2 separate regions of the Homo sapiens genome follow, and region 2 is linked to region 1. A link is a contact called in ENCODE Hi-C or POLR2A ChIA-PET data. All regions are on one chromosome and are shown on one strand. The core of a region is the stretch at or near the end of the contact, and the rest is flanking DNA. Distances in the headings are between cores, read along the strand shown. Region 1 overlaps NEK2-DT (NEK2 divergent transcript). Region 2 has its middle 57 kb from the start of LPGAT1-AS1.

Region 1 (3,853 bases), core at 1,240-3,739:
CCCCAAAGACAATAATAAAGAGTAGCACAGGAGGCTGGGTGTGGTGTCTCATGCCTGTAATCCCAGCCTTTTGGGAGGCCGAGGCAGGCGGATCACCTGAGGTCAGGAGTTCAAGACCAGCGTGGCCAATAAGGTGAAACCCCGCCTCTACTAAAAATACAAAAATTAGCTGGGTGTGGCCAGTATGGTGAAACCCTGCCTTTACTAAAAATACAAAAATAGCTGGGTGTGGTGGCACGTCTGTAGTCCCAGCTACTTGGGTGGCTGAGGCAGGAGAATCGCTTGAACTTGGGAGGCAGAGGTTGCAGTGAGCCAAGATTGCACTACCACACTCCAGCCTGCTCAACAGACCGAGACCCTGTCTCAAAAAAAAAAAAAAAAAAAAAAAAAAAAAAAAAGTCCGGGCACGGTGGCTCAAGCCTGTAATCCCAGCACTTTGGGAGGCCAAGGTGGGCGGATCATGAGGTCAGGAGATCGAGACCATCCTGGCTAACATGGTGAAACCCAGCCTCTACTAAAAATACAAAAAAATTAGCTGGGTGTGGTGGCAGGCGCCTGCAGTCCCAGTTACTGGGGAGGCTGAGGCAGGAGAATGGCGTGAACCCGGGAGGCGGAGCTTGCAGTGAGCCGAGATCGCGCCACTGCACTCCAGCCTGGGCGACAGAGCAAGACTCCGTCTCAAAAAAAAGAAAAAAAAAAAGGGTAGCATAGGAATCACTCACATGACAAACCCTAAAGGTTGGCCAGAGTTAGCCCGCATCATGAGTGAGGGCAGGACAGCCCAGCAGAGACCACTAGACACCAGAATAGAAAGAGACACTGGGAGATGAGAAGCATGTGGGAGTCAAACAGGGACAGGTTACAGGGAACATCCTTTCCCCTATAACTTCTTTCCTTTTTCCTTCATATTCCATCCATTCTTTAAGTCTCAGCTCATGCCCAATTTCTTCTCTGAAATTTTTCCTGATTGACTTCAACCCACTATGATCTATCTTCTAATTACTCTTAAGAGTAATCAACTGTGTTTTTACTCATTTAGAATTATACTAGGCCATATTACTAGCTTCTCATGTGCATGTATCTTCTCTGCCTTATTAAATGGAAAATTCATCCTCCAACAAGTATAAATAGAGGCTGAGTCAGGTGCCAGATGCTGAGGATACCACAGTGAATAGGACAGACATATAGTCCTGTAGGTGGAAGAGATGGATGTAACCTAAGTACACAGAGAAACTCCACTGTGACAAATTGTGGCAAGAATTAAGAAGAAAACAAACGAAGAACTGAGATGATTCCATTTAAACAGAGAAAGAAGATGAGCAACTCTATAAGAGTGGGGCCAACCCTTGAACTTCTCGATAACCACTCTCCCCACACCCATGGTCTAATTCACTGTCTTCACACTTTTCTTGCTAACTGTGCTCATGTTGTCAGTTTTCATTTAAATTTGGTGAAATCTCAAATAAGAGAGTATTTGCACTTGCATTTTCTCCCACAGGCACTCTGTACATGTCCATAGAGACACTGATTGCTATTATTATTATTTTTTGAGACAGGGTATCACTCTATGGCCCAGGCTGGAGTGCAGTGGCACGATCACAGCTCACTGCAGTCTCAACCTCCTGGGCTTAAAGCAATCCTCCCACTTCAGCCTCCTGAGTTAGCTGGGATCACCGGTGCACATCACCATGCCTAGCCAATTGTTTTAACTTTTTGTAGGGATGAGGTCTCACTAAGTTGCCTAGGCTTATCTTGAACTCCCGGGCTCAAGCCTCTCAGCCTCCCAAAATGCTGAGATTTCAGGCGTGAGCCACCACGCCTGGCCTGATTAATTTTAATTTTAATTTTCTTTTTCTTTTTTTTTTTTTTTTTTTGTGATAGAGTCTCACTCTGTCACCCAGGCTGGAGTGCAGTGGCGCCATCTCGGCTCACTGCAACCTCCGCCTCGCGAGTTCAACAGATTCTCCTGCCTCAGCCTCCCGAGTAGTTGGCACTATAGGTGCAGGCCACCATGCCTGGCTAATTTTTGTATTTTTAGTAGAGACAGGGTTTCACCATATTGACCAGGCTGGTCTCAAACTCCTGACCTCAAGTGAACCACCCGCCTCGGCCTCCCAAAGTACTGGGATTACAGGTGTGAGCCACTGCATCCGGCACCTAATTAATGTTTAAAAGAAGCTACTTGAAGATTAATGAGCATCCCAGACTTAATGTGCCAAAAATCAAGTTCCTGATCTTCATCCCAAATTTGTTCTCCTCTCCATCTTCTTAGTCTCCAGTAACTAATGTATCTGATTTTGTTGCTGTTTGTTTGATTTACTGCAGTATTCCCAGCACCTAAAATGTGCCTGGAACAAAGCAGGAACCCAGCACTTGTACATCAAATGAATGGATGAATGAACAAAGCCATATTTCATTGCCCTCAGCTTCGTTTTTTTATGTTGCATTAAAGACCCACTAGAGGGCTGTACATCACTGCATAATAAACGAGGAGCTGGCGCCTGCGCGGCAGCACTACTCCGCCTGTCCCTACAGGAAATCCCCAGATTTGCATGTGTAGAATTTAAAATCAGACAAGACATTTGTGTATAAGTCTTATCTCCACAATTACTTGAAGCAATTTGAAGTCAGGGATTATGGCAATTCTTTCGAGTGATTAAAAAAGATTTCTAGAAAGAAAAAAGGAGAGATTCTTTGTTTATAACAATCAGAAGCTAAGAGATGCTTTTAAAAAAAAGATGCATGACATACTATATGCTCAACAAATAACCACGTTCTAGAACAAAGAATGAGGTGTTAGGCAGACTGTTCTTAACAGCCACATACCACGTGAGATAAACAGGACAAGATGTAGACTGAGAGACAGCTTCAGCTAAATGGCAGGCAGCTGGAGGATATGATGAGAAGAAAGTTATCTTTGAAACCAAACAGTGTTTAGTTAAGAGCTCCATCACATTTTAAAAGGCAATAGTTTTGAATTTATACCCAAGGGTACAAATTAGGGAAAAACATTTCTTTTCAATATAAGGATAAACTTTCAGACAAAGACAGACATTCATAATTTTCCATGTTTTTTCCTGTTACTTGTAAATTCAGGATATTTGTTATCTCTAAGAATATTCATCACCTAAATGTGATAAGACAAATGTTAAAACTAATTATGGACGGTGAGGCCTGCTAGAGTCTGAATGCTTGTGACCTCCCTAAATTCGTATGTTGAAACCTAACCCCCAAGGTAATGGTATTAAGAGGTGGAGCCTCTGGGGGAGTGATTAGTGCCCTTATATTAATACAAAAGGCCCCAGGGAGTTTGTTTGCCATGTGTTTGCCCTACCATGATGTGAGGACACATAGAGCATGCCATCTATGAGAAACGGGCTCTCATCAGACACTGAATCTGCTGGCACGTTGACCTTGGACTTTCCAGCCTCCAGAACTGCAAGCGATAAGTTTCTGTTATTCATAAATTACCCAGTCTAAAGTATTTTATTATAGCAGCCTGAACCACCTTGCACAGGACCATAATGTGTTTCTAAGGGACTTAGGAGGTTTTAGAGGACACGCCTACCTTTTCCATCGGGGGCAGCACAGTGATGGTAGGAGCAGTGAGCTTGAGCTCCAGGTTCCCAGGCTCTTCTAGTTCTGTCTTCTTTGTGTGTTTGTTGGTTTGTTTGCTCACTCTGTCACCCAGGCTGGAGTGCAGGGGTGCCATCTTGGCTCACTGCAGCCTCCGTCTTCTGGGTTCAAGCAATCCTCCTGCTTCAGTCTCCCGAGTAGCTGGGATTACAGTTACCCGCCACCATGCCCGGCTAATTTTTGTATTTTTAGTAGAGGTGGGGTTTCACCATGTTGG
Region 2 (3,560 bases), core at 512-3,011, 210 kb after region 1:
CAGGCTGACTTTAATCTGTCTGCTTCAGGTCGGCAGGTCTCTGGGGAGTCAGGAGTGGCATCACATAAATCTGTTTTGTTGCAGGCACCCTGGCAACATTTTCTGTGTTGATGAAGAATGTCAACAACTCATTCCAGTGACTCTGCAGGCATTCTCAAAAGATCTGTTTAACTAAATTCTTTCCTTTTTCAGTTCAATGATAATTTTGCCTCACTGAATTTTAGTGGCAGTGCCTGTAACCTAATTGGTGCTGTATTTCTGCTCTCGTGGGTACCATTCAACATTCCCAGGGAGAGGTTGCAAAGCCTTGGTTCCAGACTCCCCTGGTGGATTGGCATTTTACTCCTCTTCCGGGACTTTGACCTTCTGTTCTGCTTGATTAGCCTTGCTGCCCCTGGTGCTTGAGCTGCCCTTCCTAACCACCTTCCTCCCCACAGCACAGGGGGATGTCAGAGGATGCTTGTTTGAACTGGATTATAGATTACACAAATCCAGGAGGTCAAGGTTCTTAGTTGAACTGGTTGTTAACATTTATTTTTGTATCCCCAGGATGTAGCACAGTATCTGGCTCAAAAATGTTTGATGAATGAATGAATGAACAGTCAAAGGATGACAGTTTCCCCCTCAAGACTGTGAAATACCAAAGGCAGTTCAGCCTGGCAAGCCAGTGATAATTTTCCTCATTCTTTGTGGACAAGAAGCATGAGCTGAGCTTCTCAAATCTTCCCTCAGAGCACAATGACCTTTACAGATGGTCTTACCTGTACTTTTTATTTCTTTTTTATTTTTGTTTCAGAGATAGGGTCTCACTCTGTTGCCCAGGCTGGAGTGCAGTGGTGTGATCCTAGTTCACTGGATCCCCAAACTCCTATGTTCAAGTGACCCTCCTGCCTCTGTCTTCCTAAGTCGCTGGGACTACAGGTGTGCGGTTTTTTGTAGAGATAGTGTCTTGCTACATTGTCCAGGCTAGTCTTGAACTCCTGGGTTCAAGAGATCCTCCTGCCTCGGTCTCCCAAAGTGCTGGGGTTACAGGCATGAGCCATTGCCCTGGCCCATACTTTTTACCTTTGTAAATGCAAACACCACCACCATGTTCCACATGGGGCAGAGAATTCTTACCATTAATTATACTATTATATTTGAGCCCCACCTCCAACTACTTGCTAATCATTCTGGCCTCCCTTTACTAGACCGGCCCTGCCCCCACCTCTGAGATTTAATTCCCATCAAAGACTTCCCAGGAAGATCTGCTATCTTCATCCCCAGTCCGGGCACTCTCTAGCCAACAGCTCAGCTGACAAAGACCTCTTAGTTCTCCCTTTTCTCTCTCTCTCTTTTTTAATCGAGGTGGGGGGTCTCACCATCTTGCCCAGGTTGATCTCGAACTCCTGGGCTCAAGCAATCCTCTCACTTTGGCTTCCCAAATTGCTGTGATTACAACATGAGCATGACACCTGGCCAGTTCTCCCTTTTCTAACAAAAAAAAAATTTTTTTTTTTAAGACAGAGTCTTGCTCTGTCACCCAGGCTGGAGTGCAGTGGTGCAATCTCAGCTCACTGCAACCTCCACCTCCCGGATTCAAGTGATTCTTGTACCTCAGCCACCTGAGTAATGAATTACAGGGGCCCACCACCATGCCCAGCTAATTTTTGTATTTTTAGTAGAGACGGGGTTTCGACATGTTGGCCAGGCTGGTCTTGAATTCCCGGCCTCAAGTGACCTGCCAATCTCAGCCTCCCACAGTGCGGATTACAAGTGTGAGCAACCGCGCCTGACCTCTAACCAAAATTTCTTAATTGACAAACCCCATGCCCCATCTCAGCCCCAGATGACTCATTCTATATTCAGTTATGTGAACATATTAATCAGGTGAAACTCCTGTTTTGCATTTCCAGGAAACTTTCATTTGTTTTCTCTTTAAAGTGGCTTTCCATATCTCTGCTCTGATTTATCAATTTTTATTTTACTTCCTCTATTCCAAACCGTGAGGTCATCCTCCCAGCTGGCCTCACTCTTCTCCACTTTGGTTTCCTCTGTGGTTCCAGCAACCTGTGGTGGTGGGCTTCCTTTTCAGTGTTTAGTGTTGTTGACTATTGTAGCTCAAGGGCACAGCCTAGGCTACGAGGTCAGTACCCCCTTGTGGGCCACCTCTGATCCACCCTCTGCCCATGCCCTTCCCTTGTTCCCTAGCTACTGCCTCACTCAACAGAGAAGCACAGAGTGCCTACCAAGGGCCAGGCACAGAGCCGCCTCCTTTGACTACAGGGTATATAGACCTGGGTGTTCCTCACCTCCAAAGCCCACAGCGAGGGAGTCATGGAAACAAACACAATGTGGTCCCTGCATTGTTGGAAAGATCCATGTAAGAGAATGGAGGGGAAGCTCCAAACTAGGAAAGAGGAAAGTGGCGTGGGGAGGCTTCCTAAGAAAGAGTAGGCCTGAGTTAGGCCTTAAAGGATCAGTAGACAATAGCCTGATGAAGATAAGGAGTAAATGTGTATTTATCATTCATCCAACATGCATGAATGATAAGTGCATGCTGAGGACCTGCCATGCGCCAGGCTGGAGACTAGCAGTGAACAAAACAGAAAGTCCCTGCCTTCATGGAGCTTTGCTACTCGTGGGAAGAGACAGAGAATAAGCAAAATAAATAAGTAAAACATAGTATGTTAGAAGGTGATATGTGTTCTACAGAGAAAAATATATCCAGGAAAAGGATTCAGTTGTATGCATAGAAGACGGGTAATTTTAAAAATCCAGTAGTTTTAAATATGGCAGCCAGGGACTGTTATCATAGTGATATGAAACCCTTTCATCTTAATTGTAGCTTTAACTATTTGCAAAGGGCTTTAGTTCTATTAGCTCATTTTATTATTAAAACCATCTTATGAGGAGGTGAGAAAAATTAGTCTTCTGGGCTAGCTGCTGTCTAAATGAGCCTGCTAGGGCTGCTATAGCAAAGTACCACAAACTGGATGGCTTAATCAGCAGAATTCTGTTTTCTCACAGTTATAGAGGCCAGAAGTCCAAGATCAAAATGTGGGCCCCAGGGGCCAGGCATGGTGGCTCACGCTTGTAATCCCAGCACTTTGGGAGGCCGAGGCAGGTGGATCCCATGAGGTCAGGAGTTCGAGACCAGCCTGGCCAACATGGTGAAACCCTCTCTTTACTAAAAATATAAAAATTAGCTGGGCATGATGGCAGGCGCCTGTAATCCCAGCTACTTGGCAGGCTGAGGCAGGACAATCACTCGAACCCCGGAGGAGGAGGTTGCAGTGAGCCAAGATCAGCCACTGCACTCCAGCCTGGGCAATGAGCGAAACTCCATCTCCGAAAAAAAAAAATGGATGGGGTTCCTTCTGAGGGCCGTCAAGGAAAGATCTGTTCCAGGCCTCTCACCTTGGCTTGTAGCTGGCTGTCTTCTCCTGTGTCTTTACATTATCTTCCACTATCTTTCTGTGTCCACATTTTCCCTTCTCATAAGATACAAGCCATACCAGTATCTCACTCTGAGAGGTGACAGCGTGCTGGCAGCCCTCTGCAGCTCTTGCTCGCTCTCG

The links. A loop is a pair of places that touch in the nucleus more often than their neighbours do. ChIA-PET counts read pairs that join two places held with the same protein, here RNA polymerase II (POLR2A). Pooled maps may share reads with other maps.
Region 2: a pooled map shows a loop between it and region 1 (2.7-fold over the local background). The contact joins two enhancer-like sites. A Hi-C loop is called at or near these places in 1 of 168 maps with a recorded cell type or tissue (naive thymus-derived CD4-positive, alpha-beta T cell), 4 of 37 single-sample maps with no recorded cell type and 9 of 50 pooled maps. POLR2A ChIA-PET finds 5 or more read pairs at or near these places in 2 of 52 experiments (WTC11 and activated CD4-positive, alpha-beta T cell).

The regions. Positions count from the first base shown.
Region 1 is chr1:211,678,427-211,682,279 of GRCh38, forward strand. All of the region lies in intron 2 of NEK2-DT (NEK2 divergent transcript), which reads left to right. Among named protein-coding and RNA genes, the nearest start is that of NEK2-DT, 4.6 kb to the left of the region's middle. Within about 2 kb of position 2,490, at least 7 of the 41 ENCODE cell types and tissues checked have a DNase peak (open chromatin) inside an H3K27ac peak, as active enhancers do.
Region 2 is chr1:211,885,855-211,889,414 of GRCh38, forward strand. No RefSeq gene overlaps it. Among named protein-coding and RNA genes, the nearest start is that of LPGAT1-AS1, 57 kb to the left of the region's middle. RefSeq lists an enhancer at 1,626-1,675. Within about 2 kb of position 1,762, at least 2 of the 41 ENCODE cell types and tissues checked have a DNase peak (open chromatin) inside an H3K27ac peak, as active enhancers do.